3 separate regions of the Homo sapiens genome follow, and regions 2 and 3 are each linked to region 1. Evidence: read pairs that join two places in POLR2A ChIA-PET (ENCODE). Cell type or tissue: CD4-positive, alpha-beta T cell. All regions are shown on one strand. Links, peaks and the distances in the headings refer to the core of each region. The heading gives the core; the rest is flanking DNA.

Region 1 (10,870 bases), core at 3,287-8,286:
AAATCAAGTATTGCCAAGCTGGACAACATATTCACAGGTATCAGAGATTAGGACATAAATATCATTTGATGAGTTGGGACATATTATTCTACCTACCACATATACATTATTGCCTTTAATGTGGTTCACACTTCAATTCCTAAAAGAGAAACTCTCTTCAAAACCAACAGCACAACTTCCAGAATCAGTTCTCCACCAAACAATACTGCCTTGTGTGAGAACACAAAATGTATCATCTTAGCAAGCAAATATTATCATGACATATTAAAGGGGGAGAAGTGTACCAGAGTGAGGATCATTGAAGGACACTTTGGAATTGTTACATTGAAACAAAAATCCAAGGCAATGAAGATAAATAAAATTATCTTGGTGGAACAGAGAGACAACACTGGATATTTTATAAGTCTGTCCCATCAACTAATCATCAACTCATAAAACTCACAGTTTTAAGTACCAACATAAATTCAACTAGAAAATGGGCTGAATCATAAAAACATAATCTCAGGGTCTGAGTGGATATTAAGGTCAACTAACATCTTTTTTTCTTTTGAATATTCTACCTGGTAAAATTTTAACATAGTTCCCATGCACTGCTTTGAACAACATATTAAATTTATATAATACTTTATATGTCTAAATGCTGTCACAGATACTATAGTATCTAAAAGTTACTTTGTACATCACATTAAGATCAAGGAAAAAAGAACTGGGAAGAGACAGAGAAAAGAGACAAAGGGATTTAATTTGGACATTAGGTTAAAACTTACTTTATATAACCAAAAATTGTCCAAATAAAGTACTTTGAAACTCTGGAATCTAATCAGAACTTACAATAACCAGGGAAGTACTAGATTAAAAAAAAGAAGATACTACATTTCAGAAAGAGATCTGTGGCATTTTAATTAACCTGCCTACCATCCCTAATCTGTACCTTGACGGTAACCATTAGGAAAGCAGCTAGTATTCCTGGTGTGAACTGCTGGTGCCAGAGTGGGGAATATAAACCTTGCTCTTAAAGAGCTATGGTGGTGCGGTTCACTTGTCTAGTGGTTCCCCAGGGGAAGGCCACAGAACCTTCTCAGGGCTGTTGTGTCCTGCTGGTGATATTTGTTGAAGCCCCAGCCACTAGAAGTAAGGAGTAAACAGAGAAAAAAAGTAGTACGTAGGCTAAAAAGCCTTAAGGGGAAATAAGAGGCTGGGAAAGAGATACACAAAAATGTTAAGGTTTTATAAAGGATTGACAAATACCATGGGACCTACAAGGATACATGCATGTCCAAAGCAGGATGCACATGTAGAAAACCCTAGGTTTTCTCCTCTGGCTGACCATCAGGATGCACACAACAAGGCACCATCCTCCTTTGGGGCATTCCTTGGTTCCAGGCAGACCCCCATCCCACACCACCTGCAAATACCAAAATCCCAGAATTTTCAAATCCCTTACATATAATGTTATAGTATTTGCACATAACCTACACACATCCTCCCGTATACTTTAGAGTACTCAGAATACCTAATACAATGTACATGCTATGTAAAGAGTTGTTATGCTGTATGGTTTAAGAGAAATTACAAGAAAAAAAAGTCTACATGTTCAGTGCAAATGCAACCATCTATTTTTAATTTTTCAAATATTTTCAATCCACAGTTGGTTGAACCTACAAATGTGAAACTCACAGACACAAAGGGCCAACTGTACTACTTAAGGTAAGTTTTAAATTGCCCAGCTAAGCACTGAAGACACCCAATCTACAAAGACTGGAAGTTTTTACTGCTATTCTTGTTTCTCCAGGCTTTTCATAAAATTTAACTCACTAGCTGACCACAAACTGATGTAGAGACATCTGAAACCCACATACAACAGTCTTCACAAAAATAGTTTGGCCACTTAACAAACCCCAAAATTCACTTAAAAAAACCCCGTAACAACCAGCAACCACAAACTCTGGTGAGTAGACAGAATCTGATTTCCAGTGTTATGACCAGGTATTCCCCAATACCACTTCAAGACAAGGCCAAAGGGTATCTACGCCTTCTTTTGACCTAAGATTAGTCAGTCTTTTCTTTCATCTACAGACCACAAATTTTGTCTTACCACTGGTCATGCACTAAAATAAGAGCACACACTCACTTTAATAGCTCATCTGAAGAACTGGTTTACCATGTGAGATACATTTCCTGCTCTCTGTTCTCCCCATTTGCTTGTTCAATTTGTCCTTAAGTTTCTACTAATCCTGCTTATCCTTCCCTAGGAAAGAAAAATATTTGTTTGATTTTAAGGTGCTTAAGCTTCCTGAATTCAGTGTTATCTCTACTAGAATAATCTCTTTAATGTCTAAATCTGAATTTGACAGTTACCATATGGTAATATTCAAAGCCTTCGGTTTCAAAAAAAATTGTAAGTCATGCAAAAAAAAAAAAAAGGAAAAAAAACAGGAAAGTATGGGCAATGAACAGAAATAAAAAAAAATAAAAGAAAACACTCTGGAGGAAGCCTAGGTTTTAGACTTACTAATGGTTTTATAAACCAACTGTCATAAATATATTCAAAGAGCTAGGTGGGAAACCACAAACAAAGAGCTAAAGAAAATTAGGAAAACAGTAAGTGAACAAAATAATAACATAACCAATCAAATGAAATTCTGAAGCTGAAAAGTACAACAAACTGAACATTTTACTAGACAGGCTCAACAGCAGATTTGAGCAGGCAGAAGAATCAACAAACTGGAAGCTAAGTCAACTGAAACTATACAGTCTGAGGAACAAAAAACAAAAGATAAATAAAAATCAAGGGCTTAAAAGACCTTTGATTCTCTCCAACATACAGAGACATGCCTATTACCCACAATAGGAAGAGGCAGCAAAGGGGTGGTAAAGGATATCTGCAGAATAGCCGAAAACAACTTCACATTTGATGAAAATCATTAATTTACACATCCAAGAAGCTCCAGGATCTGTTAAGTAGGAAAAACTCAAAGACTATCCTTCAAAATAAAGGAGAAACTGAAATATTCCCAGATACACAAAAGCTGAAAGAACATACTACTAATAAATCTGACCTACAAAAACAATGCAAAAGAGGGCCCTGTAGTCAGAAATAAAAGGCCACCAGACAATAATTCAAACCTATAAAGAAAAATAAAGAACAATGGCAGAGATAACTATGTAGGTAAATATAAAAGCTAGCATTATTAAACTTGGGGATTGTAAGGTTTTTTCTATATGATTTAAAAGAAAAATTTACAAAACTAATTTTATAAAATAAATGTATAAAACAATATGATATCGACACACACTGTATAAAGAGGTAACGTGACAATCAGAAGTCAGAGTGCAAAACTATAAAGGAGCAAAGTTTCTATACACTACTGAATCTAAGATTCAAACTACTTTATCATAAACAATAAACCAATTCAAACTATTATACACTTTATTGTAAGTGTTAAGAACAGAAAAAGATATTCCATCAAAATAATAAGCAAAAGAAACTAAGACAATTATGCTAATATTACACAAAATAAACTTTAAGACATAATATTTTTAAAGAGACAAAGGACGCTATCCATTAATAAAAGGGTAATCCACCAAGTAGATTTAACAAATATTAACTTATATGCACTTAAGCCCAAAATATATTAAGCAAAAACAGGCAAAACTGAAGGGACAGAAAATCAGCACGAGAATAACAAAACCTAAAAAAGCCCATCTTCTCTAGTTTCTGACTTAAGTATTGTAACTTACCAAAGAATGACAGAGTCATTTTTCTTTTTAATTGATCTAAGATTTTTAAAACAACACAAATATTATTTCTGCATCCTGGAAAAGAGGGGCAGAGGTTCAGTTAAAATTAAGTAATTTTTATTTCCCAGTCAGTGACATACAGGAAATAAAAAAATAAAGGTGATAAGGAAGTAACCTAAAAGTGAATTTGGAAATACAAAATATTCAGCAATTTTTAAAAATAAAAATTTTAAAAAAATTTAGATACGTATTTCAATCCGATCTCAGTTAGTTGAATAACGAAAGAAAGAAACCCAAAGTAAAAAGATGGCCAGAAACATGAGCAAAGAAGAAAGGAATATGAGGTTAAGTATAGAAAAGTAAGACAGAAACAGAAGTAAATTCTCATTATTCACAACTAGCTATTAACTAGAGCTCTGCTCTTCAAAGGGTCATTAACTTTAGTTGTAACATGGTCATTAAAAATGCTATTTGATTAAACCTTTGTTTCTAATTGAAGGACTTTTTGTTTCATCACAAGGAGCATAAACAAGAACTTACTGAGCTTATGTATTAAATTGCAATGCTTTTTTATTACAGCTCTCTCCTGGGGGAAGCAAATACTGAGGATAAGTGACATGTCCAAAATGACAATGCTGAATCCCCCAGTAAGTTCAGGCAACAGCTTCTTTCCCAATTATGCAAGTTCTAAACCTTTCTGTTAGAATACAAGGAGAGAGGGAGGGAGAGACAGACAGAGAGATAACTCAGCAGTAACATATTCATGCACAGACCAAAAAAAAAAAAAAAAAAAAAAATCTGACCCTAAGCAAATCCAAAACCTAACTTTGCTCAAGCGTAAATGTACTGTAAATGTTAAGTAAACATAAATCCGATTAAAAAGAGGCATTTTGCTGAAATGTAAACTGAATCTTTTTTCCTCATTTTTGAAGCTCGTGAAACAGATTAGAAAAATATTTCAACATTTCACAAAGGAATTTTTTTTGAGTATTGAAATGCATAATGAAGTAAGCGCTACCTTACTTACATAACTAAGTATGTAAGACATTGAACGTTTGAACATGTCTAAATTAAAGAAAAATAAAGAGCATTCAACCATCTTAGGCCGTTTCTTTGCAGTTCTGTATTTCAGGGTCCTGAAAGTTTTATATGCTGCAGCGAATTCCTTGCGCAAACTTTTCTAATCTTTAGGCACCAAACCCCAGAAGAAAAGGGATTTCGATTGTTTTAAACGCCGTCTTAATTTTGCGGTATTCAAAGGAACGAGTTGAGTAAAGTAAGGAAAATGTTCCTGTGTCTCCAGGATTGAGAGATCAAAGACGCCGCACTTCAGCTTCCGCTTTGGCGTGCACAGGACAGAGAAAGAGCAATGAAAGAAAGAAGAGAGAAACGAAGAGAGAGAGAGAAAGAGAGAGACAGAGAAAAGAAGAGAAAAGAGAAGATGTTTTGCAAGAGAAGTTGTCATACGATAATGGTGCCCAATTTAGATCGAGGTCCTCTGGCATCACCTCTCATCCTTGGCTGGAGATGTAGCCATGTAGGTAGCGTCAAGAACTGAAGCCCCAGAGCTCAGTCGGTCTCACCGACTGGCTGCGGCCACTTGCCATCCGGTCCTGTGACTGAGAAGGAAAGGAGACTGCGTAGCTGGGGGTGCAATGCGCAGCTGCAGCTACAAAGCCCGGCTTTCATACTGTGTAACAGCTTCACCTCAACTGGCGTAGCGCACCTCAACACATACTGCTCAATAGCTTCAGGAGAGAACTAGCCTGTGTCCCAAGTAAGCCCTAGACGGTGGTGACCAGCACCGGGAATAAGGCGACGGCAGGGACTGGAAAGGGTACACCTGGTGCGTGGGTCCCCGCGGTGCCAGCCACACGTGGCTTTCATACCTAGCGCGCCCTCGGGGTCGCACTCTTCCCGCTGAGATCAGGGCGCGCCCTCAGCCACTCTTCTCTACCCCTCTGGACAGGAACCCACCCCAGAGCTGAGTTGCGTTCTGCCCTGTTTGGCACCAATCGTCTTGGCGCCACCGCCGCTGCCTCTTCTCGGTGTTACCTCTCCCCTACGCCACGAGGTGACTTCCGCAGCAAAACCGGCAGAGTACCCTCACGGAAGCTCATGGACTTAACGCGGGGCCCTATAACTCTGGCGACCAATCGCTGCATGCCAAGTACCACACGTGACCGGAGGAGGTTGACTCCGCCATCCACTCTTCCTAACACTACCAACCTATCTTGGGGAGTGCGGGAGGGTGGGGAACATTAAATCCTGGGCTCGGCCTCAGGCCGACAGAGCCGAAAGTGGCCTCGGGAACCTATGCCTGTTAAAAAAAGAACTACAAGTCCCAGCAGGCTGAGCGGCTACGGCTCTCTGGACCTGCTCGGGATTGGAGCGTAATGCAACGTTCTAGGAAAGAGAGTATTTCTTCTGGGTGTGGCCAACCCGGATTTGTAGTTCCCAGGCCGGTGTTCCCGTATGGTAAGGTACTCATTACTGTTCTGGAAAGGTTTAGATTTTTATTCCAACCGTATTCTTTTGTTAGAGAATGTACGAAATTAACGACAAGTGAGAGTACACATAAAGTCTATTTTCTTATTGCTTAATCTTATGAGGATGTTACCTGCTGTTCCTAGCCATCAATGATGTAGGGATAAAAAATACATGACGTTAAAGGGTAGGTGCATTGGCTTTCAGCTTATCAGTTTTTAAGCTCTGACACCGACCCAGACTCCAGCCTGTCCAGTGCAATGGGGTCCACGTACTGTTCCCCGCTGACCCACGCGGGCTTGAAACAACTATCAGCAGCTATTTTGCACCAAGTACAGGTTAAATGGACTCCACTTTCTCCGCTATCCGTTTCTTACTTACAGTTATACGTTTGTTAATCCATTTATTTTCCTTGATATGATGGAGGCGAAGGGGAATTCCCTGAAAAACATCACCTATTTGTTTTAGATGCAATTACGGTTCCAGTCATCAAAACTTGGGAGATCAGGATAATTCATACACCATGCATTGCCTTGTTTTTAAATGCACAATTTACTAACTTTTCATATATATGTATATATGTGTGTATATATGTGTGTATATAAGTGTGTATATATGTGCGTATATGTGTGTATATATGTGTATATATGTGTGTGTATATATGTATGTGTGTATATATGTGTGTGTGTACGTATGTATGTGTGTGTGTATATATATATGTAATCCTGACGTAAGTGGACTTTGCGTCTAGCTTCTTTTGCTTATAATAACGGTTTTGCTTCCAAGGTCGTAGTATAATATCAGTACAGTTAGCCCTTTGTACTAGTGGATTCTGAATCCCTAGACATCTGTAGATTCAACCAACCACAGATCAAAAATATTCAGGAAAAATAAATGAATGGTTGCATCTGCGCCAAACGTGTACAGACTTTTGTCTTGTCCATATTCCCTAAGCAATATAGCAACTATTTACATAGCAGTTACTTTGTATTAGATATTATAAGTAATATATAAATGATTTAAAATATACAGAAGGAGGTGCATCGGTTATGTGCAAATACTACATCTTTTTGTCAGGGGATTGGAAGGACAGAGTCTGACCCTGTCACCTATCCTGAGTGTGACATACAGTCTTGGCTCATTGCCACCTCTGTTTCTGACGCTCAACCAATCCTTCTGCCTCACCGTGTAGCTTGGACTACAAGCTCACCATCATGGCAGGCTAATTTTTGTACCTTTTTTTGGTAGACACAGGTTTTCACCATGTTACCCAGGCTACACATTTATATCAGGGACATGAGCAACTATGTATTTTGGTATCTTGTGGACGGGTGCTCCTGGAAACCAGTCTCCCTGGAAACCACAAGACAACTGGACTTCATTTATTTTACAGCTCTAATATTTCATTGATTGGATATACATTTTGTTTACTTTTCCATCAGTAAACAGTTGAGTTGTTTCCACTTGTTGACTATTTTGTATAGTGGTGCTTTGAACATTCATGTGCAAGTATTTGTTTGAGTATATGTTTTGAATTGTTTGGAATTGCTGGATCGTGTAGTAATTTGATGTTTAATTTGTTTGAAGAACTGACAAATGTTTTCCACAGCAGCTGCACAATTTTATATGCCTACCAACAACATATAAAAATTCTAATTTCTCTACATCTTCACCATACTTGCTTTTCCCATCTGTTTGATTAGCCATTTCACTGAGTGTGATTATCTTGCTGTAGCTTTACACTTTATAGTTGTTATTTTAATTGACAAAATCATAATTGTGTATATATAATTGTAGTTTTAATGTACATTTCCTTATAGGTTAATGACATTGAGCATCCTTTTCTGTGCTTATTAGTCATTTATATGTCTTCTTTGGGAAAATGCCTATTCAAATCTTTTGGCTTTTTAATATTTGAGTTGTTGGTCTTTTTCTATTGACACTTAAGATTTCCTTATACATTCTGATATAAATCCCTTGGTAGATATGGTTTGCAAATACTTTCTCTTATTCTCTGACTTTCCTTTTTACTTTCTTCATGGTATCCATTGCCTCATAAAAGTTTTTAGTTCAACATATCCAGTTTTTATTTTGCCCTTGTACTTTTGATGTCACATGTTAGAAGCCATTGGCTAATCCTAGTACATGATGATTTAGGACTATTTATTTATCTAAAAGTTCCATAATTTTAGTTCTTACATTTATAACTTTGAACCATCTTAAATTAATTTGGTAGGATCCAACTTTATTCTTTAGTTGTTGATATTTGTTATCCTAACACCATTTGTTTAAGGCTACTCCTTCCTGCACTGAATAGTTTTCTCACCTTTGTGAAAATCAGCTCATCACAGATGTCAGAGCTCAATTCTAGACTATGAATTTTACTCTATTCACCTATAATCCTGTCCTTACACCAGTACCACACTGTTTTTATTATTGTCATTTTGTAGCCGGTTTGGAAATTGGGAAGCCTAATTCGTTCAACTATATTTTCAAGATTGATCTTGGTTTCTGGGTTTCTTAAAACTTCATATATTGGGAGGCTGAGGGGGGTGGATCACAAGATCGGGAATTCAAGACTAGCCTGACCAACATGGTGAAACCCCATCACTACTAAAAATACAAAAATTAGCTGGGCGTGGTGGCGCATGCCTGTAATCCAGCTACTCAGGAGGCTGAGGCAGGAGAATCACTTGAACCCGGGAGGCGGATGTTGCAGTGAGCTGAGATCGCACCACTGCACTCCAGCCTGGGTGACAGAGCAAGACACCATCTCAAAAAAAAAAATCATATGAATTTTCAGGTTATCTGTTCATTTCTAGGAAAATAACACAAACAAAAAGCTGGTTGCAATGTTGACAGAGATCTCATTGAAGTTGTAGATTAGTTTGGGGACAATTGGCATTTTAATGTTATTAATTTTTCCAATCCATAAATACAGATACCTTTCCATTTTTCCTTAGGTTAATTTCTTTTAACATTATTTGTAGTTTTCTGGTACAAATCTTATATTTCTTTTGTTAGATTTGTTATATGTATTCATTATTTTAATGATATAAATTGTGTTATTTTCACTTTTGAATTATTCATTACTAATGTATGGAAATACAACTGGGTTTTATATGTTGATATTATTTGCCTCAACGTTTCAGAATTGACTTATTAGCTTTGATAGATAGGTGGTGTATGTGTTTCCTAGTATTTGCTATATGCAAGATCTTGCAAATACAGCCATCTTCCACATAACACTTCAGTCAACAACAGGACTACATAGACAATGGTGGCCTCATCATATTATAATAATTTTACTGCACCTTTTTATGTGTAAGTGTGTTTAAGTAAACAAATGTTTACCATTGTGTCCTAATTGCCTACAGTATTTAGTTTAGCAACATGCTGCACAGGTTTGTAGCCTGAGAGCAATAGGCTATATCATATAGCCTAGGTGTGTGGTAAGCTAAACTATCCAGGTTTCTGTGGGTACAGTCTATGATATTTGCACAATGACAAAATCACCTACATATGCCATTCTTAGAATGTATCTCTGTTGTTAAATCACCTATGCATGCCATTCTCAGAATGTATCTCTGTTGTTAAGTGACACATGAGTATATACTATTACATCTTCCTTTGCAATCTGGATACTAACAGTTGTACTGTTTCTCAACTGTTGTGTCCTCAGCATTGGGAGGATGTTTTGAGCCAAATAACTTGGGCCCAGCTTTCCAAAGTAAAACTAATCTACTAACTGAAGAAACCTTAGGGCTGGATATTCAGCCCTTAATTTGTAAAAGGATATTTGCATAGCCCTTTGCTGGGTGAAGGAGAAGTAAGGGAAAGACTTCCAAAGGTCAGTTTCCCAGCCAGATTACTGAGGAATTCCAATTGCTAATGACCACAGGGTGGGCGACACAGTGGTACACTGGGTACACTGCCAGCTGACACTGGCCACACCTACACAGCATCTCTGAATGCATGTGGTTAAAATTTCCTGGTGAATTTAGGATCCAAAAAAGAATTCTAGGTCTTCTGTCCAGGTAGAAGCATCTAGTTCTGGCTTGTTGACTCTGTCCCTGCTTCATCTTATATTTCTACCTCATGCGCATATACAATCAAATGTGTTGAGTCTGGGAAGAGTAGAGAAAAGGTGGTACAATGCCTGTCTCCCTAGGTGCAGTGGGTTAGCAGACCCTCTGGACATGCGACCAGATCAGAGACCAGGCCTATGCGTCCACCAAATAGGTGATGGCGATTGTTCAGGATTTGTGCTCTGTGCTTGGTATTTCATCTTACTACAGAGGACAGACGAAAGAGCTGTGTATTGGAGCCTGCAGATGGATGGGGATGGATATGACAGTAGATTTCTTCTTCTGAGAATACACTTTCAACCTCTTGTTAACACAATGGCAGTCTTTGCTCTTCACTTCCTGAGCTGACCCTGTGAGCATTACCTAATGCTTTCCTGAGCCTCTAGTTGCTTTGTAGTCAGTGAAGGAGATGGCTTTCACCCTTAACGTCTCCAAAAGTAACTTTAGTTCCCAAATACTTACTAATTTGCATTGGTTTCGGGTAGGCTGGACTCACACACCATCTCTGCAGTGCAATGCCATGTTCACTTCTGAAATCCCAAAACCCGAAAGGA
Region 2 (10,870 bases), core at 3,262-8,261, 180 kb before region 1:
AGCAAGAGCAAACACATTCAAAAGCTAGCAGAAGGCAAGAAATAATTAAAATCAGAGCAGAACTGAAGGAAATAGAGACACAGAAAACCCTTCAAAAAATTAATGAATCCAGGAGCTGGTTTTTTGAAAGGATCAACAAAATTGATAGATCGCTAGCAAGACTAATAAAGAAGAAAAGAGAGAAGAATCAAATAGAGAGATTCTCTATTTGAGAATAGAGAGAAAAAAATAGAGAGAAGAAAAATAGAGAGAAAAAAATCTCAGGACCAGGTGGATTAATAGCTGAATTCTATCAGAGGTACCAAGAAGAGCTGGTGCCATTTCTACTGAAGCTATTTTTAAAAACTGGAAAAAAGGATCCCTTCCCTAACTCATTCTACAAAGTTAGCATCACCCTGATACCAAAATCAGGCAGAGACACAACCACCACCACCACCACCACCTCAGGCCTGTATCTTTGATGAACACCGATACAAAAATCCCAAACAAGATACTGAGAAACCAAATCCAGCAGCATGGCAAAAAACATATCCACCACAATCAAGTAGGGTTCAGGCCCAGAATGCAAGGTTGGTTAAACATATGGCAATCAATAAATGTGTTTCATTGCATAAACAGAACTAAAGATTAAAACTACATGATTATCTCAATAGATGCAGAAAAGACTTTTGATAAAATTCAATATCACTTCATGTTAAAAACTCTCAATAAACCAGTTACGGAAGGAATGTTGTAGGATTTATTAAAAAATTACTATAAGCAGATGGGAGGGAAAGGGGTCCTTCAGAAGTTTTTTTCTTTGAAAGCAGCTCCAGAAATGTTTCTTGTCTACCTGAATAGCCCCTGCTCAGAGAGCCGGGCAGCAAGCTATGATATGAAAATGCTGCCCATCAGAAACTGGGTCCACCCAAACATAACAATTCCTGCCCTTTTCTTCCTTGCCCCTACATGTGCCTGGCAAAATGACCACCCCCACATACCCTATGTGTGTAGAACATCATGGTGCCCTACATTTGCATATTAAAAGGCTAGGGTGGAAGGGCCAGACTTTTTCTGGGCTATGTAAATGGCAAGCCTGGTCAAACCAATCTCCTGAACCCTAAGCAAATCAGACACCACCTCCACCAGCTTTCCCATATAAGCAGCAACTTTTCTCTGCACACAGGATTTTCTCTTTGTTAGAATCCCTCTTCCCCAACTCCATATCTGTAAGGGTACCTGTTTGCTTCTTCCTTGCTTCTTTCTTATTAAAGTTTCCACTCCTTAAAACCACTCACGTGTGTCCGTGTCATTTTATTCAATTCAGTGCAAGAATAAGGATCCTAGTGCTACTCCACTTATCGGGGCCATATCTGGAACATACCTCAAAATAATGTAATGAAAGTCATGTATGAAAAACCCACTGCAAACATCATACTGAAAAGGCAAAAGCTGGAATCATTTTCCTTGAAAACTGGCACAAGACAAAGATGTCCTCTGACACTACTTGTATCCAATATAGTATTGAAAGTTCTGGGCAATCAGGCCAGAGAAAGGAATAAAAGATATTGAAATAGGAAGAGAGGAAATCAAATTATCCCTGTTTGCAACCAATATGATTCTATATGCACACAAATCCATCATCTCAGCCCCAAAGCTTTTTAAGCTGATAAACAACTTGAGCAAAATCTCACAATACAAAATCAATGTGCAAAAATCATTAGCGTTCTTATACACCATCAATAGTAAAGCCAAGAGCCAAGTCATGAACAAACTCTCATTCACCATAGCCACAAAAAGAATAAAACACCTAAAGTACAGCTAACCAGGGAAGTGAAAGACCTGTACAGGAAGAACTATTAATACAAATCACTACTCAAATAACTAAGAGATGACATAAACAAATGGAAAGTATTCCATGCTCACAGATAGGCGGAATCAATATCACTAAATGGCCACTCTGCCCAAAGCAATTTATAGATCCAATGCTATACCCATTAAATTACCATTAACATTCTTCACAGAACTAGAAAAATCTATTTTAAAATTCATGTGAAACCAAAAAAGAGACTGTACAGCCAAGGCAATTTTAAGCAACATAATCAAAACTAAATTCATCATGCTTCCCAACTTCAAACTACACTACAGAAGTACCGTAACCCAAACAGCATGGTACTGATAAAAGAACAGACACATAGACCAAAGGAATAGAATGGAAAACCCAGAAATATGACTACATGCTTACAAGTATCTGATTTTCAAGAAAATTTACAAAAGCAATGGTGAAAAGACTCTCTATTTAATAAATGGTGCTGTGAGAAACTGGCTAGCCATATAGAGAAAATTGAAACTGGACCTTTTTATTACTCCATATACAAAAATTAACTCAAGATGGATTAAAGACTTAAATGTAAAACCCAAAACTATAAAAACCCTAGAAGCAAATCTAGGCAAAACCATTCAGAACATAGGCAGGAGTAAAGACTTCTTGAAGAAGATGTCAAAAGCAATTGTGACAAAAGAAAAAATTAACAAATGACATCTAATTAAACTAAAGAGCTTCTGCACTAGCAAATAAACCATCAACAAATTAAATAGACAAAGTACAGAATGGGAAAAAATTGTAAACTATGCATCTGACAAAGGTCTAATATCTAGCATACACAAAGAACTTATACAAATTTACAAGGAAAAAACAAAGAACCTCATTAAAAAGTGGGCAAAGGACATGAACAGACAATTCTCAAGACATACACATGTAGACAACAAACATCTTAAAAAGCTCAACATCACTGATCCTTATAGAAATGCGCATCAAAACCACAATGAGATAGTATCCCAAACCTGTCAGAATACCTATTATTATAAAGTCAAAAAATAACAGATTCAGGTGAGGTTCTGGAGAAATAGAAATGCTTTTACACTGCTGGTGGGAATGTAAATTAGTTCAGCATTATGGAAGACAGTGTGGCAATTCCTCAAAGACCTAAAGATAGAATTATCATTCAACCCCACCAATCCCATTACTGGGTATATCCCAAAGGATTATAAATCATTCTGTTATAAAGATACATGCACATGTATGTTCACTGCAGGTATTCACAACAGCATATGTACATTCACTGCAGCTATTCACGAAAGCAAAGACAATGGAATCAGCCCAAATGCTCGTCAGTGATAGACTGGATAAAGAAAATGTGGTAAATATACACCATAGATTTCTATGCAGCCATAAAAAAAGACAAGATCATGTCTTTGCAGTAACACAGCTGGAGACCATTATCCTTAGCAAACAAACGCCAGAACCGAAAACCAAATACTGCATGTTCTCATTTATAAGTGGGTGAGTGGAGCACAGGAGGAGGGAGAGAAGCAAGAAATATAACTAATGGATATTAGGCTTAATACCTGGGTGATGAAATAATCTGTACAACGAACCCTATCACACAGGCTTACTTATAAAACAAACCATCATATAGTGCACATGAACCTCTGAACTTAAAAGTTAAAAAATATATGTATTACAATAAATGAAGTTAGCAAGGTGCCAGAACACAAGATCAACATACAAAAATTAATCATATTTCTGTGTATCACTAACAAACCCTTAATAGGGGAAATCTTTTAAAAATTTGATTCATAGTAGCAGAAATAGAATAAGATAATCTGAAGTAAATTAATTTCAAATATATATAATACATACTAAATACTAATATACAAAAAATACCAAAAACTATAAAACTTTGTTGCAGGAAACCAAAGAAGACCTAAATAAATTGAAATACATGCTTTGTCCATGTATAGGAAACTTAGATGGAAATATTTCCTAAATTTGTCTGTAGATTCAACATTTCTGTCTCAGTCCCAGCTTGCTTGTCTGTTGAAACCCCAGCTTGTTTCTCTGTAGAAACAGGCAAGGTAATAAAAATACAAGAAACAAATAATAGCCAAACAGTCTCGAAAAAAACAAGAAGAAAGTTGGGATTACTCACTTTTCCCAATTCAAACCTTCCACAAACTACAGCAATAAAAACAATATGGCATTAGAATATATACATACATATAAATATGGAACGAAATTGAGAGTCCAAGAATAAACCCATACATTTATGGCCAACGGAATGTTATCAAGAGTGCCAAGAACAATTAATGAAGCAATAATAATGTTTCCAACAAATTCTGGGACAACTAGATGGCAACACGCAAAAATATTGAGTTGGATCATTACTTCACAGTGTTTACACAAGTTAACTCAAAATGTATCAAAGACTTTAATGTAGAAGCTAATACTATAAAGGTCCTAGAATAGAGGAGAAGAGTACATCCTTGTGATTTTGGGTTAGACAAAATCCCCTCAGAGGCAACACTGAAAGTACAAGTGACAATAGAAAAAAGCAAACTGGATAAAGATCAAATTAAAAATCTTTCTGTTCAAAGTTTACTATTAGGAAAGAGAAAAGCCAGCTTACAGAATTATTTTTTATAAAAATCAAATATTTGATAAAAGAATCAGATAAGATTACAACTAAACAAAAAAAGACAAACCAATGTGAAAAGAGCCAAAAATTTTGAATAGACATTTCTCCAGAGAAGGTATATAAAGCATATGAACAAGCCAACAACCTTACGAAAAGATGCTCAACACTACTGTATCATTAGTAATTCAAGAAGTCCAACTCAAAACTCTATGAGATCTCATACACATTGTAATGGTCAAATCAGTAAGTCATGTAATTATAGTATTGGTGAGGACATGAAGAAACTAGAACGGTATTCCACTTTAGATGGAAATTAAATGATGAAGATGCTTTGGAAAAGAAAAGTTTAAACCTAAAGTTCCCATATAACCCACTAATTCTACTTGTAGGTGTATACACACGAGAAATGACACTAAGCATGCACACAAAAACCGGTACACAAATGCTAATAGCAACATTATAATAGCTAAAAGTAGAAATTGAAATATCTATTTACTAATGAATTCATAAAATATAAAGCTGTATTATAATGAATTATCTTGAACAGAGAAAAAAGATCTCATCATTTGAAATAATACAGGCTCTATAACTAATTTTATGAAATAGAACTCTATAACTCTAACTTTATGAAACAGAAAAAGTATGTAGATAAAACTAGGAAAAAGAAAGCAGAAAATTAAGTAACAACTTTTGAAACAGGAATATATATGTAATGTAGTATAATAAACTCATGAAGCCGATAATCTAGATGAAATGGATAAATTGTTAAAAAAAAAAACGGAAATGCCAAGAATCGTACAATACGAAACAATTGTCAAACTATCAAACTTTAAGGCACTTCTGGCAGTGCCCTTCCAAATAAAATCTACCATTTGATTTTTAAAACTTACCTTTTGCGTATTTTTCAAAAATATATGGAGAACAAAAAGATACTACAGTAGTGAACTGATTAAAAAAAAACAGAATAGCAATGTAGGGGGATTTTTGCTTAACGGGTGTAAAATATTGTAAATAAAATTATAGGAAATAAAGTGTAACATCTTGTTTTGAAATAAAACATCGCAATAAAGTATAATTTCCCTTAAAAACAGCATGATATTTCCACATCAAAAAACGGATCATTAGCAGTGTGTTTCTTTTGATTTATGGTACGTGTGTTTAGCGATGTTGAAGGTTTACTGTAATCTGTCCAGGTCTTTGTGATCATTTTAAAATTTAGGGTGCTCCTAGGTAATTTTTAAGGGATGTTTATCATGTGCAGTAAAGGTTTTATTCAAAAACATTTAGCACTTCTTTTCCCCGTCCTAAAGTCCAAGCTCGAGTTGGTAAAAAATCCAACGACAAATGTGCCCACTTGAAGTGCACTGTTAATGCAACAGTTTACAAGAACATAAATACATTGTACCGGCATCCTGCCTCCTAAACGTCTTGTGACAGGAACGTTCTCGAGCTGAGAACCCAGTGAGTCTTCAGAGAATGTTAGTAAACACTTTCACATGAACGGATATCGCCGGCGGTTTGTCCTGGCAGGAAAAAAAAAAGGTGCGTTTCTACGGACATTTCCGCAAAGGAGGAATTTTCTCCGAGAAATCCTTCGTTGATCAGCACCACAGCCTTTTACGGTCCTTCCCTGCAATACGCAGGCGTAACTTGCGCAGTGGTCCCATTTTAAAAAAGATCCGGCCATACTATTTTTATCTTGCTTTTTCGTTCTGTCGCAGTACTGTTTAATATGAGTCCAGCGACGGCTCTGTGACTGTTTTCCTCTGGTAAAATCGCTCTTGCGTCCTCAGCGTTTATCTCAGGTGCGGAAGGTCTCACAGGTTTGGAAATAGCGCCGGAAAAATCGATCCGCGGAGTGAGACGGCTCGTACCACACTGCAGGGCCCGGAGGTCAAGATGGTGGCTGTAAAACTAGGATCCCTGACGATTGGTAAGCAGCTACGGGATTAAAGTAACCTTGAAATTCTCAAGAAAATGAAATTTTCATAGGCCTTTTAGTAGGAGGAACCAGCGCGTCATTAAAGACAATGTGATTCTTATTTTACAGCTTAGCATTAAGGCCCGACATGGAACCGGGGTGTGACGAGTTCCTGCCGCCACCGGAGTGCCCGGTTTTTGAGCCTAGCTGGGCTGAATTCCAAGACCCGCTTGGCTACATTGCGAAAATAAGGCCCATAGCAGAGAAGTCTGGCATCTGCAAAATCCGCCCACCCGCGGTAAGTCTTTGAAACAAAATTTGGGAATGGGTAGCCTTTGGTTTGAACGTTGGGGCAGTTTACCACTTGGCGAGGCGTTATTTACACTCATGACCAGAAACCCTTAGCACCAAATTTCTCATTTAACTTTTCTGACCCGAACAAGCTGGCATCAGAATATTAGTATCAGATCGCCACATTCCACGGGGTTCTAAACATCTGACTGCTGTAGGGACAAAAATATAAGATTCAAATATTTCTACGTTCTGCTGTTATTAAATATAGTTTAGGCATACACAAGCTTTTATTACATTTAACCGCAAAAAAATAGCTTACTCAGAAGTACTTGATCTATGACAGAAGCAAGTTATATAAGCTTGTGTGTTAACCACTTGGACTGGTGTTTTCTTTCTTTGATATGACCTTAGATGTATGTAGCAAATATAGCAAATAATGGGAGTGATGTGGCATCCTTTGCCATCAATTAAATTTATTATTAAACGTAGACCATTTTGGGTTGCTATACTGAAAACTACTAAATGAACCTCGTAGAAGTTTGACTGAATTAAGAATGTAAACTGAAATAAGCCTGGGCTGTCGTCGTGAACAACTAACACAATATTCAGAGAAGTCAAAAAGTTTTCGCAGAGCATACAGCTTTTTTCTCATATATTGAACCAGGCTGCAACGTTATTTTTATGTGGATGTTCGCACTTCTCAGCATTTGCAATTAAACTTTTTCGTACTGCTGGGAGTGGGAAGAGATAATGGCTTAGGTTTTAAAAAGTGAAACAATTTTTTATCTGCATTACATTTATCTTCATTTTAGTAAGGACTCATAACCCAAATAGCATAGTGTTTGTTCAGATGTGCGTCATTCCTTGGAAGTCGAGTCGCTTTCTAGCCTTGGGATTATAGAGGTTTTTTTTTTTTTTTTCGTCTGTTACGAAGGACACATATCAAGGAGAGTTTTGGATTTGCAGGGTTTTTCCTTTTTTTTTTTTTTTTGCAGTTAATCTTGATTATGAAGAAGGAATCATTTGAGGCCCTTGTGTACAAAAATGGTTACCAGAAGACTTTAAAAGAGTGGGAACAAATGATTGTGGTTTTCACTATCTTCATCCTTTACTGTGCCATAGTTACCAGGTCCTTACACTTTCTTCTAGGATTGGCAGCCTCCTTTTGCAGTAGAAGTTGACAATTTCAGATTTACTCCTCGCGTCCAAAGGCTAAATGAACTGGAGGTAAGATTGGGAGGCACACTTTTTTTAAAGGAATCTGATCTTTAATCTTGCCGTTGTAGTTTCATAATAATGTAGAACTTAAGTTTTGAAATCTAATGTATTGAATTTGAACCCGAACTCCACCATTTTCCAGAATACTGATTTTGGAGAAAGTCTTCTATAAAATACATAATTTATGTCCACAAAAATGGTAGAACACAAAGGCTTTAAATATCTGAGGAAGAATGATGCATTGTTTCGCTGTTCAATAGTTTCAGGTTAGAACTATCAAAATGACAGTACCTTTCCCATTTTGTCTTCTCGTACTCACATATTTAATGAATGAATTTTTTTTTTTGAAACAGAGTCTCACCCTGTCTACCAGGCTGGAGTGCAGTGGCGGGATCTCGCCTCACTGCAACCTCCACCTTCCAGGTTCAAGGGATTCTCTTGCCTCAGCCTCTCAAGTAGCTGGGATTACAGGTGCACACCAGCAGGCTCAGCTAATTTTTGTATTTTTAGTAGAGATGGAGTTTCACCGATTTGGTCATGCTGGTCTCCAACTCCAAACGTTAGGTGATCAGCCTGCCTTGGCCTCCTAAAGTGCTGGGGTTACCGGCGTAAGCCCCTGCACCCAGTGTGACTAAATTTTTTTTAGTTCTTTAACAGAAGCAGAGTTCAGACAAGAAATAGGATCTTTTAAATATCCAGCAACAGAGTGATGGTATTACATATGTTCTGCTTTAATAAAATGTCAGAGGCAAACTTGCTCTTTAAAGCAGTCAACTCAGTCTTCACAGTTTAGTATTCAATATAGAAAGTATATGAATGATTTGTCATTTTCTTTTACTCTTAGGATTTTGACTATGATCAGTAGCTAGAAGCTGTGTATGAGTTAGAGTAAGAAAGCAGTGATTCAGAAACTGGTTTTGTGTCCAGCTCTTTTACATGAACTAGAAAAATATTTTAATTCTTTGAATTATATATCAGTACATTCTAAATGAGTGTCTTGATGATATTGAGTCTAAATACTGTTGGAGCCTACATATTTTTGGTCAAGCCACCTTTAAGTCCAAGAATAATTCCTTAAATTTAGACATGATGTTGATCCTAAGACGGCACATTCTTAGCTCTTTATAGATTAAAGACTCAGCTTATTTGAGCTTTTTGTGGACCCCGCTGGTGAGATAAGACAGTGAAGCTGGGGCTCCGGCACGTTGGTGGAGAAGTGTAGATAGCATAGAATAATACTTGTTCATTTACTGCATACTCGATGAAGTCAGGTTAAGGAGTATGCCAATCTTATAAGGCCCTCTCTTTCCCAGGCCCAAACTAGAGTGAAATTGAACTATTTGGATCAGATTGCAAAATTCTGGGAAATTCAAGGCTCCTCTTTAAAGATTCCCAATGTGGAGCGGAAGATCTTGGACCTCTACAGCCTTAGTAAGGTAAGAGTAGTCTACTTTCTAAAGGAAAAACAAAAAGCCTTGCCTCAAGGATCTTCTGTGGTAGAAACAATAGGCAGGAAAGGAAAGAACACAGAGCCTGGCAGCGTTTCTTGACGTAATCTTTGAGTCTTGCAATGATTGGTGTTGGGGGAAGGGCACAGCCCCCCATATTCAAGTCTCATTGTTGTGTTGGTAGCCCTTTCCAGTCTGTTCACAGTTCATCCATATTGTTTCTTATACTTTCAGATTGTGATTGAGGAAGGTGGCTATGAAGCCATCTGCAAGGATCGTCGGTGGGCTCGAGTTGCCCAGCGTCTCCACTACCCACCAGGCAAAAACATTGGCTCCCTGCTACGATCACATTACGAACGCATTATTTACCCCTATGAAATGTTTCAGTCTGGAGCCAACCATGTGGTGAGGGCCCTTAAACTGGTTTGTGGCCTGATGTGATTTTGTTTTCTTTTGTATTTTTTCTTTGGATTGGACTTTTCTCTTGAGTAGTCAGGGTCTATAGATTCTAAATCTCTAGAGTGAAGATGTTCCAGGAATTGGCCCTAGAAAATACTTTGCAGCCTCTTTATGTGGCATAGTTTTATTCCTGCTATACATAAGTAAGAACTAGAGTAACCTTTCTATCTTATGAGGTTGATGTTTACTAAGATCTTTTTATGGAGAAGATCTTAAACTAGAAGTTAGAGGAAACCATTTCCTATTTTAAGTATCTTACATGAAAAAGATAATCTTTTTTTTTGAAATGGAGTGTTGCTGTGTTGCCCAGGCTGGAGTGCAGTGGCAGGATCTTGGCTCACTACAAGCTCCTCCCGGGTTCACGCCATTCTTCTGCTTCAGCCTCCCAAGTAGCTGGGACTACAGGGGCCTGCCACCACGCCTGGCTAATTTTTTTGTGTTTTTAGTAGAGACATGGTTTCACCATGTTAGCTAGGATGGTCTTGATCTCCTAACCTTGTGATCTGCCTGCCTCGGCCTCCCAAAGTGCTGGGATTACAGACGGGAGCCACCATGCCTGGCTGAAAAAGATAATGGTGTTCCTAAGCTTTCATGAGGCTGGTTCACTTGAAGATAGTTTAGGTTAAAAGCTTGGTGTGACTTGGGTTTAACTCAGGGTGTGGAAACTGATTTAGCAGGGTAATTTTACATAATAAGTTAATTGTTTTTGTTTGTTTGTTTGTTTGTTTTGTTTTTGAGGCAGCTTATCACTCTGGCCAGGCGGCCTCCACCTCCTGGATTGAAGTGATTCTCCTGCCTCAGCCTCCTGAGTAGCTGGGGCTACAGGCGCGTGACTATGCCCACTCATTTTTGTATTTTTCGTAGAGATGGGGTTTCACCATGTTGGCCAGGATAGTCTCGATCCTTTGACCTCGTGATCTACCTGACTCAGCCTTCCAAAGTGTTGGGATTACAGGCATGAGCCACCACGACTGGCCAGTTTTTAGGTTTTATTATCCGTAAAACTTTAAAATATTTTATAAAAACTGTGTATTTATGTTTATAAACATGTTTCACTTAGCGTACATAATTCT
Region 3 (10,870 bases), core at 3,478-8,477, 64 kb after region 1:
CTGCAAGAACAGTAGTATGAGATCAAACTATAAAGTGGCAGCAAGGCTGGGGGAGGGGTGCCCACCATTGCTGAGGCTTGAGTAGGTAAACAAAGCTGCCAGGAAGCTCGAACTGTGTGGAGCCCACTGCCATTCAAAGATGCCTGCATGCCTCTGCAGACTCCAACTCTGGGGGCAGGGCATAGCCAAACAAAAGACAGCAGAAGTCTCTTCAGACTTAAATGTCCATCTGACAGCTTGGAAGAGAGTAGTGGTTCTCCCAGCACGATGCTAGAGATCTGAGAACAGACAGACTGCCTCCTAAAGTGGGTCTCTGACCCCCCAGTTGCCTAACTGGGAGGCACCCCCAAGTAGGGGCAGACTGACACCTCACACAGCCGGATACTCCTCTGAGACAAAACTTCCAGAGGAATGATCAGGCAGCAACATTTGCTGTTCACCAATATCCGCTGTTCTGCAGCCTCTGCTGCTGATACCCAGGCAAACAGGGTCTGGAATGGACCTCCAGCAAACTCCAACAGACTTGCAGCTGAGGGTCCTGACTGTTAGAAGGAAAACTAACAAACAGAAAGGATATTCACACCAAACCCCCATCTGTACGTCACCATCATCAAAGACCAAAGGTAGATAAAACAACAAAGATGGGGAAAAAACAGAGCAGAAAAACTGGAAACTCTAAAAATCAGAGCGCCTGTCCTTGTCCAAAGGAATGAAGTTAGTCACCAGAAATGGAACAAAGCTGGATGGAGAATGACTCGGACAAGTTGAGAGAAGGAGGCTTCAGATGATCTAACTACTCTGAGCTATGGAGAATGACTCGGACAAGTTGAGAGAAGGAGGCTTCAGACGATCAAACTACTCTGAGCTAAAGGAGGAAGTTAGAACCCATGACCAAGAAGCTAAAAACCTTGAAAAAAATTAGACAAATGGCTAACTAGAATAACCAATGCAGAGAAGTCCTTAAAGGACTTGATGGAGCTGAAAACCATGGCATGAGAACTATGTGATGAATGTACAACCTCAGTAGCTGATTCGATCAACTGGAAGAAAGGGTATCAGTGATGGAAGATGAAATGAATGAAATGAAGCAAGAAGAGAAGTTTAGAGAAAAAAGAATAAAAAGAAATGAACAAAGCCTCCAAGAAATATGGCACTATATGAAAAGACCAAATCTACGTCTGATTGGTGTACCTGAAAGTGATGGGGAGAATGGAACCAAGTTGGAAAACACTCTGCAGGATATTATCCAGGAGAACTTCCCCAATCTAGCAAGGCAGGCCAATAGTCAAATTCAGGAAATACAGAGAACACCACAAAGATACTCCTCGAGAAGAGCAACTGCAAGACACATAATTGTCAGATTCACCAAAGTTGAAATGAAGGAAAAATTGTTAAGGGCAGCCAGAAAGAAAGGTCGGGTTACCCACAAAGGGAAGCCCATCAGACTAACAGCTGATTGCTTGGCAGAAACTCTACAAGCCAGAAGAGAGTGGGGAACAACATTCTCAAACAAAAGAATTTTCAATCCAGAATTTCATATCCAGCCAAACTAAGCTTCATAAGTGAAGGAGAAATAAAATCCTTTACAGACAAGCAAATGCTGAGAGATTTTGTCACCACTAGGCCTGCCCTAAAAGAGCTCCTGAAGGAAGCACTAAACATCGAAAGGAACAACCGGTACCAGCCACTACAAAAACATGCCAAATTGTAAAGACCGTCAATGCTAGGAAGAAACTGCATCAACTAATGAGCAAAATAACCAGCTAACATCATAATGGCCAGATCAAATTCACACATAACAATATTAACCTTAAATGTAAATGGACTAAATGATCCAATTAAAAGACACAGACGGCAAATTGGATAAAGAGTCAAGACCCATCAGTGTGCTGTATTCAGGAAACCCATATCATGTGCAGAGACACAAATAGGCTCAAAATAAAGGGACGGAGGAAGATCTACCAAGCAAATGGAAAACAAAAAAAGGCAGGGGTTGCAATCCTGGTCTCTGATAAAACAGACTTTAAACCAACAAAGATCAAAGGAGACAAAGAAGGCCATTACATAATGCTAAAGTGATCAATTCAACAAGAAGAGCTAACTATCCTAAATATATAAGCACCCAACACAGGAGCACCCAGACTCATAAAGCAAGTCCTTAGAGACCTAGAAAGAGACTTAGACTCCCACACAATAATAATGGGAGACTTTACACCCCACTGTCAGCATTAGACAATGAGATCAACGAGACAGAAAGTTACCAAGGATATCCAGGAATTAAACTCATCCCTGCACCTAACTGACCTAATAGACATCTACAGAACTCTCCACCCCAAATCAACAAAATATACATTATTTTCAGCGCCACACCACACCTATTACAAAATTGACCACATAGTTGGAAGTAAAGCACTCTTCAGCAAATGTAAAAGAACAGAAATTATAACAAACTGTCTCTCAGACCACAGTGCAAACAAACTAGAACTCAGGATTAAGAAACTCACTCAAAACCACTCAACTACATGGAAACTGAACAACCTGCTCCTGAATGACTACTGAGTACAAAACAAAATGAAGGCAGAAATAAAGATGTTGTTTGAAACCAATGAGAACAATGACACAAAATACCAGAATCTCTGGGACACATTCAAAACAGTGTGTAGAGGCAAATTTATAGCACTAAATGCCCTCAAGAGAAAGCAGGAAAGATCTAAAATTGACACCCTAACATCACAATTAAAAGAACCAGAGAAGCAAGAGCAAACACATTCAAAAGCTAGCAGAAGGCAATAAATAACTAAGATCAAAGCAGAACTGAAGGAAATAGAGACACAAAAAATGCTTCAAAAAATCCATGAATCCAGGAGCTGGTTTTTTGAAAAGATCAACAAAATTGATAGACTGCTAACAAGACTAATAAGTAAGAAAAGAGAGAAAAATCAAATAGATGCAATAAAAAATGATAAAGGGGATATCACCACCGATCCCACAGGAATACAAACTACCTTCAGAAAATACTACATACACCCTCCCAAGACTAAACAAGGAAGAAGTTGAATCTCTGAATAGACCAATAACAGGCTCTGAAATTGAGGCAACAATTAATAGCTTACCAACCAAAAAAAGTCCAGGACCAGATGGATTCACAGCCAAATTCTACCAGAGGTACAAGCAGGAGATGGTACTATTCCTTCTGAAACTATTCCAAGTACAGGAGGGTCTGCTCAGCCTTGTAACATGGGTACGAGTCCTGAGCAAGACAGATGCACACTGAGAACATGAGCCTAAAGTGCCATGCCAATGTCTACGGTTAGGCATTGGAGAGAGCAAACGGGACCTAAATAGACATCTTTTGAACTTTTGAGGAGATAGAATCAGAAAAGTGGAGGGAAACAGCCTTCATTCAGCAGCAGGAGACTGATGTGTGGATGATTTGGGGTGCCGATATTAGATTGGTCTAAAAACTTAATGACCATGAAGACATTAGTGCAGTTCTTTGCAGAGCTGCTCATTCATGGATGGATTACAGATCAAACATTTGGTGCCCTATAAATGTTACTAATTCGCAAAATTGTTTTCCTTTTTTTTTTCAAAACCATGTTGCTCTGGATTGTGGATGTTATCATGTTATTGGTAGTAGGTAGAACAAGACAATTTGAATTTCAATTTAGGGAGCTGTATGTATCAAGAATGTTCAGTTTAAGATGTGTGTCAGGCTAACATGCACTAAGACAAATTAAGACACTTGGTGCTCAGTTGTCCATTAAGAACTAGAAATGTAAACATTGATAGGCAAATACAAAGACAGAAAGTGTAACTGTATTTGAGAAAAAATATGGGATTTTGTTTAATTTAATACTGGGCAGAAATTTTGTGAGATGTTGCTAGGGACCAAAGCCCATTTAAAGGTGTGAAGGTGGTTCCATGAATATCTGTCTATCCATGCTTAAGGACACAAGCTGAATGGGAAAACCTCTTCAATGCATAATGAAGGCTTTTCTGATGAGAGAGAACAACACTGTGAAGGAAGCATGGGTTACACAACCACATTCATGCACATAACATTTTTGTTCACAGTGAAATAGTGCATCTTTTTCAGAAACAGAAACAGGAAACAGAGGGCAAAGTGACGTACCTGAATGTGGATGGCCCTCAATTCTTCAAATTTATTCTGGTTATTGTTTCTTTCATTATGGAGCAGAAAAGAGGGTATGTGTTGAGCATGAAGCAAGATTTCTAAGAGATTTTGAGTTATTGACTTTGAATGGATGGATGATGATGGAAAAAGGGAGGAATATCTTTCCACTTTCTGAACCTGAGTAGTGGATGTTGCATATTTTGTGGTTCTGTTGTCTCAAGTGATGCAGGGTCTGGTGGCCTGGGAAAGACAAAGCCAAAAAAAAAATGCTTTCATTTTTGTATACTTCCCCCCCAACCCCTCTGGAGAACCATCAGGAAGGCCTGTGTAGGGTGGATTAGCATAAGCCCCCACCAACCCAGACATGCATGTAAATTCTGCCCTGCTTCAAGGATTTTTCACTACCCCAGCATAGCAGGATTTAAGCTGGCAAGACTGCTGTTGGGTGGAGCCCATGTTGGCTGCTGGCTGGGCCTCAATGCCACCAGAACCCCAGGATCACCAGGACTTTCCTCAGAAGGTCCAGGTAGCCCTGGGAATGCCATCCTGGAGGTTTTGAAAAACATGGGAGGGGCAAGGGCTTTTGTGCGTTTACGCCTGAGGTGTGGTATCTCATACAATAGCCCCTTCTTCACCCCTGTTCCCCACCTCCCACCAGCCCCAGGCCTGAAGGAGCTCAGAAGTCCCTTTTGTTGTTGTTGTTTGCAATGGAGTCTCACTCTGTTGCCCAGGCTGGAGTGCAGTGGCCCAATCTTGGCTCACTGCATCCTCCACAACCTGTGTTCAAGCGATTCTCCTGCCTCAGCCTCCGAAGTAGCTGGGATTGCAGGCACCTGCCATGATGCCCAGCTGATACTTGTATTTTTAGTAGAGAGGGGGTTTTGCCATGTTGGCTAGGCTAGTCTTGAACTCCTCACCTCAGGTGATTCCCCCCACTTCAGCCTCCCAAAGTGCTGGGATTATAGGCTTAAGCCACCGTGCCTGCCCAAAAGGTCCTTTATTAGGCCTCAGTGCAATTCTCATGTGTGCATGAGTGCGTTGAGGACCACACATGGGGCAGGTGAGCTCTTTTCTCTGCAAGAGGGGACCCTCCTGCATCAGGGCTTCTTGTGCCTGCTGTTATGTCTCAGCCCTGCTAGGGATCTAGTCAGAATGGCAGGAGGCCAAGTTTGGCTACCACTCATACTGACTTTTTTCTTCAGTGTTTTTGGCCAGAATTCCCGATTCCCTCTGGAAAGTCTGTTCTTTGCTGAGGCACAGGTAGCTGAGCCATGAGAAGACGTTCTGGTCAGAGTGACTGGCCTCTTTTGTCAGTCCCTGAGGTGGACAAATTGCCCTGGTCTACAGCTATCTAGACTGCTTTTGGCAGTTGTCCCCAGTACATTCTGCCAAGGGATTGTATGAATTTTTGTCGAGTGAGAGTCGTTGTGGGTTTTAATAATCGAGCTGTTCTCCCTTGGTTATTTTTTAGCACCCTGTCACCCCAACCAGCATCGCCTGCTCACTCCTGGCGATTAGATTCGGCGGCAAGTCTGTCCGAAGATCTTTAACCTAGCAGAAAACATAACTAGTGATCTCAAAGATGATGGGGGGGAATGATTAATGTACATCGACACAGGGCAGATAGAGCTTTTAGGTCGTACTTGTCATATTGATTTGCATGGATACAGAGTTTTGCTAATGTTGAAAACCTGAAGCTAAACTATATTTTCATTGTTTATGTGCAACTAGAGGAACTGCTAGGTAAAGAGTTTCAGATCAGGGCTCCAGATTGGGGTGCCAGGAGCAGGGCATGTGAGATCACCAAGAGATTCAGAGGCCTCCACTTTATTTTATTTATTTATTTATTTATTTATTTATTTATTTATTTATTTATTTATTTATTATTTTGAGACAGAGTCTCGCTCTGTTGCCAGGCTGGAGTGCAGTGGTGCCATCTTGGCATACTACAACCTCCGCCTCCCGGGTGCAAGCAATTTTCCTGCCTGTATCCTGAGTAGCTGGGGCTACAGGCTCGCACCACCACACCCAACCAATTTTTCTATTTTTAGTAGAGACGGGGTTTCACCGTGTTGGCCAGGATGGTCTGGATCTCTTGACCTCGTAATCCACGAGCCTCGGCTTCCCAAAGTGTTGGGATTACAGGTGTGATCCACCGCGTCCGGCCCCGGGGTCACAACTTCGAGGTGTTGTTTGTCCTTGTGATTTCAGAATGTGGGGAGGAGTACCATTTTAGGTGGGGGAAGGTTATGAAAAGGCACTATTGCTTTGAAGAAAGGAGGGTCTTTTAATGCTAATAGTAACTGCCACAGGGGTAGATTTATAGGGCCAGTAGGGGTCGCTCCGTACCATTTCTGGCACCTTCCTCCAACACCAATTTCTGTTCTTCAGAGCTCTAGCTATCATGACAGGAATACAATAGACTTTTATCGCAAGAGTTTTTTACTTTTTACTTTTTATTTTTTTTAGGCAGCCTCCTTCTGCCTTGCTCCCTCTCCTTCCCCCTTCCGGAAGCTATAGACACTTCCGAGAGAGCGCGAACTTGCGGTGCACTTTGCATGCGCGCCGCGGGTAGGACTGGACGGTCGGATTTGTAGGCAATTCTGACACCGAGCTCCCGGGCTCGGTTGGTAGAAGATCGCTTTGGGAATCCTCCTACTCTACGAGGACCAAGTAAGACTGGGTGTGTTAGGGGAAGTCAGCAACTTGAGTTCTGTCTCGCAGTGCCTGGGCGGAACGTCCCCTCTCCTGAGGTGTTGGGATGCTATGAGAGGGGTTGAGAGGGAAGGCCCACCCCACCCAGATCTCGGTGCGGGGTGAGGTCGGAACTATGTCAGATTATCGAGGCTAGAAAGTCTTTAAAAGTCACTTGCGGAGGGCTGGCCCGCAGACCAGGGCTGCCGGGCCACGACGGCGTGCTCGGCTGGCAAAACGAGTTGACATCATCCCTCTGTCCCTCCTGCCGCTAACTGCTGGGTCGCACAGCGGAGCCATTTCGCACATCTGGAGTTTTGGGGTTAGGAGAAGCAAGCGGTCCAAGGCTGGAAAACCAATAGAGGTGGCCGAGGATCTGGTGCCCCCTGCGCGGCCTCACGGAGCCGAGCTGGCGGTAACCCTGGGCATTGGAGCGTCCATGAGAACTAGAAACTGGGAATAGTGTGGGAACAAACATCGGAACGGGAACCGATGTTTGCCACTCCTAAGCTTCAGTGGTTTTTGATTTCTAGGGCGAACTTCTGGGGAGAGGAAAAGATAAAACAGTTTGCTTCGTTAATTGGCTTTTTGTGGCAGCGCGAGAGTTGTAGGGCACAGTACCTGGCTTGCAAGCCACTCCCATTAGTCTCTTCATTCACCTGCTTCCCTTCCCCCTCTCTGGTAGTTTTGCTTCAGCCCTGTGACTAGTGTAAAAGTACTTTTTGAAGACATTAGCCCAAGGCAGATAGATTTGTTCACTACGTGGCAAAACTAGAGCGTCAAAGCCTAGTTTCTAACAATGAGTTGGAGACCTGAGAGTAGCCAACCTACCTTTTTTTTTTCTCTCTCTTCCTATTCTGGGCTCCTGGAGGAAGGGAAAGTGGGGTCTTCTGGGAACTAATGACCTCACACCAGGGAGGTCAATTTCATAGTAGAGAGTGGGATATAGGAAAAAAGTATGAAATTTTAAAACGTGCTAAAAGATTACTGCAGGTAAGAGAAACTGGGTTCAAGGCTTCTTGTGAATTTAGTTTCTAGGACTGAAATGGTATCTTTTTACTGTTATTTAGGGAGGAGTATTAGGGAAGTCTTCCAAATTTCCTCAAGGATACGGCGTGAGAAAATAATGATTTCAAGTGGAAAAATTAGACCAGCAATTGCCTTCTCTGTGCACTTCTACGTTTGAGCTTGAGTTTTGTCCTTACGGATAAGTTATTTAGGGCCCTCCAGCCTCAGTAAGTTTTTCATTTGTTAAGATTGAACAGTCATCCATCTTTAGGACCAAAGAACACTAGGGACATTATTGTCCTAAGGATAAATCGTGCCTTAGCTAACCAGTCATATTCTGTGGATTGCGCCTTCATTTCTTGCTGCTACTATTCCCTCTGACAGTGATATGCCAGTGTCCTGGGACTGACCAGTTAATACTCTCCACTGAGGTTATTTCTCTGGGTTTGCCTCTTTCCCTTTATGTCAGTTCTTTGTAATTTAAATGAGTACATATTGAAAGGACTGAATCTTTTTTTTCCCCACTAAATAGGATCATTTTATGGTTTAGACATTGGTTCTAAAGCTCTTAACCCTTAGCACTATGCTCTTTGGCAAGTGTTTTTTTTTTCTTTTTTTTTTTTTTTAGACGAGAGTCTTGCTTTGTCACCCAGGCTGGAGTGCAGTGGCATGATCTTGGCTCACTGTAACCTCTGCCTCCCAGGTTCAAGCGATTCTCTTGCCTCAGCCTCCCAACTAGCTTGGATTATAGGCGCCCACCACCAAGGCCAGCTAATTTTTGTAGTTTTAGTAGAGACAGGGTTTTATCATGTTGGCCAGGCTGGTCTCAAACTTCCGACCATAGGTGATCTGCCTGCCTCAGCCTCCCGAAGTGCTGGGATTACAGGCATGAGCCACCATGCCTGGCTGGCAAGTTTTTCATCATTGTTTTGGGGAAGGGAACAGGAGCTGCTAGAGGAAGGAGACCTGGTTGGAACAGGTGAGACAGAAGTGGCCTGCTGGAGAAGCGGAAGTGCGGGATACATTTGATAAGGATTAAATCTGGATGTTATGAGGGCTCAGTGTGGTGTTCTGCAAAGTCGGCCAGGGATCACTGTTTTATGTTTTGTATTTTTTAAAAAGTTTCTAGCATGAGTAGAAAATCAGATCTGTATCTTTTGAAAATTACCTGATAACTGAGGGCAGAGTATCATGAAAAAAACTGGTTTATCTTGGGAATGGAAGCTGTAACCAGACACGTTACATCTGCGCAGCTTTGAGCCACCAGACAAGTGAGAGTGGCTTCTTTCCTCCAAAAAAATACTTTTGTTTTCTTTTTGGTCAGTAGAAGTACTCCTAAATGCTATTTTTCCTTACCCACTTGAAGACATTTCTCCAGCATGACACTCTTCTGTGGACTGTTTTTCCCACCCTTACTGGTTTTCTACCCTTTATTTATTTATTTGTTTGTTTGTTTGTTTATTTATTTATTTGTTTATTTTGAGATGGAGTCTCGCTCTGTCGCCCAGGCCAGAATGCAGTCTACCATTTATTTTGCTCAGAGTCACAGTGAAACACAGTCAGGGTGTGCTTATTAAATGCTGTATAAAATGCTGTCAATAGAAGAAAAAATTACAAAGGTTAGAGGATATAGATTCATGGGTTTTTGACAGGAAATGCCTTGGCACTTGTCATGTGATAACATGACACTTGTCTAGGATTTACATTATTTGTACACTACATTTCATTTTTTTTTTTTTTAGAAGAAGTAGGCCTAGAGCTATTCAAGTTTGCATTTGTACAGAACTGCTAAATGGGAGTTTCAAAGCATTTAACAAGGCATTTAACAAGGTTTCTAGACAACCAAGTTTTAATCAGACCCAAAGCTGGAACATACATTTTGACTTGCCCAGCTCCACCACTGCCTCTGTTGTTGAAGAAAACAAAAAGACTTGAAAATAATTTCCTGTGCTTGTACTCCCCACCTTCACCCCTTCTCTGAGGGCACTCAGCTAAAGCTGAAGTATATTTTGATATAGGCAAGGCCCAGGCTGTATACTTTGAAAATAATTGTAGTTGGGTAAATACTGTTTATAAAACAAAGTGGGTGCAGTGACTCATACCTGTAATCCCAGCTCTTTGGGAGGCCAAGATGGGTGGATCACTTGAGGTCAAGAGTTTGAGACCAGCCTGGCCAAAATGGTGAAACCCCATCTGTACTAAAAATACAAAACTTGGTTGGGCGTGGTGGCACACAACTGTAATCTCAGCTACTGGGGAGGCTGAGACAGGAGAATTGCTTGAATCTGGGAGGCAGAGGTTGCAGTGAGCTGAGATTGTGCCATTGCACTCCATCCTGGGTGACAACAGTGGAACTCCGTCTCAAAAAGAAAGAAACAAAAAACAAAACAAAACAAAACAAAAAAACAAAACAACAACAAAAAACAAAACAACAACAGCAACAAAAACAAGGTGCTAAGATGGGAGGTAAACTGGCCTGGTAAATTTAATTGTTAAGAACAATGTCAATTATATGTAAAAGATATTCATTAGACAGAGACCAAAGATTTGTTTCTTGGGCAGTTGTATTTCTAGTGAAAGTTTATGATACAAGGTAATGCCTTCGGTAAACCATATAATGAGCCTCATGTAAGTATTTAGTTAAAGCATATTTAAGGACTCACTAGTCTTGTAATTTGCTCTAATAATGATGCTATGGGAATGAAGTTAATCAAATATCATAAAGGAGACATTGAGGTGGGCAATTTACAAAACAAAGAGACCACTATGGTGTGGGCTATAGGACAGATCAGGACTTTGTGACATGTACAGACTTACTGCCAAAACCTCAACGTGTCCAGGGTAGATCAGCTCCTGCTTTTGCCGAGTGTAGCAATCAGTCCTAGAGGTTTGAACAAACTTGATTTCTAGTTGAGGAAATGGGCTATAGGAATCATGCTTTCTTTTTAACCCAAGGAGAAAATTCTGGGAGAGGGCTGATAAACTGCACAGAAATCTATAAGAAATGGCAGCATTCTTTTGCTTATGATG

What was found. Peaks named below come from ENCODE experiments on the same cell type or tissue, not always from the same donor. Only the 100,000 strongest peaks of a DNase experiment are listed, where the experiment ranks them.
Region 2: POLR2A ChIA-PET joins it to region 1 with 26 read pairs; 10 of 35 experiments call an interaction of 5 or more read pairs at or near these places.
Region 3: POLR2A ChIA-PET joins it to region 1 with 35 read pairs; 7 of 35 experiments call an interaction of 5 or more read pairs at or near these places.

Annotation. Positions count from the first base shown.
Region 1 is chrY:19,562,331-19,573,200 of GRCh38, reverse strand. LOC105377223 (a long non-coding RNA gene) reads left to right here and starts at 6,192. Exons shown (of 3, transcript XR_938628.4): 1 at 6,192-6,219. It also overlaps the pseudogene TXLNGY. In CD4-positive, alpha-beta T cell, for the core only: no CTCF peak of the experiment used is centred there; DNase peaks (open chromatin) are centred at 5,370 and 5,930; H3K4me3 peaks cover 3,411 bases; H3K27ac peaks cover 1,856 bases.
Region 2 is chrY:19,740,191-19,751,060 of GRCh38, reverse strand. It overlaps KDM5D (lysine demethylase 5D), which reads left to right and starts at 6,335. Exons shown (of 27, transcript NM_004653.5): 1 at 6,335-6,390; 2 at 6,508-6,676; 3 at 7,822-7,899; 4 at 9,204-9,326; 5 at 9,573-9,743. The coding sequence starts at 6,527. KDM5D-DT (KDM5D divergent transcript) reads right to left here and starts at 6,276. Exons shown (of 3, transcript XR_938630.4): 1 at 5,348-6,276. In CD4-positive, alpha-beta T cell, for the core only: no CTCF peak of the experiment used is centred there; a DNase peak (open chromatin) is centred at 6,240; H3K4me3 peaks cover 2,560 bases; H3K27ac peaks cover 1,620 bases.
Region 3 is chrY:19,498,973-19,509,842 of GRCh38, reverse strand. It overlaps the pseudogene BCORP1. Among named protein-coding and RNA genes, the nearest start is that of KDM5D, 240 kb to the left of the region's middle. In CD4-positive, alpha-beta T cell, for the core only: a CTCF peak has its summit at 6,466 (motif pointing right); DNase peaks (open chromatin) are centred at 6,492 and 7,492; H3K4me3 peaks cover 1,368 bases.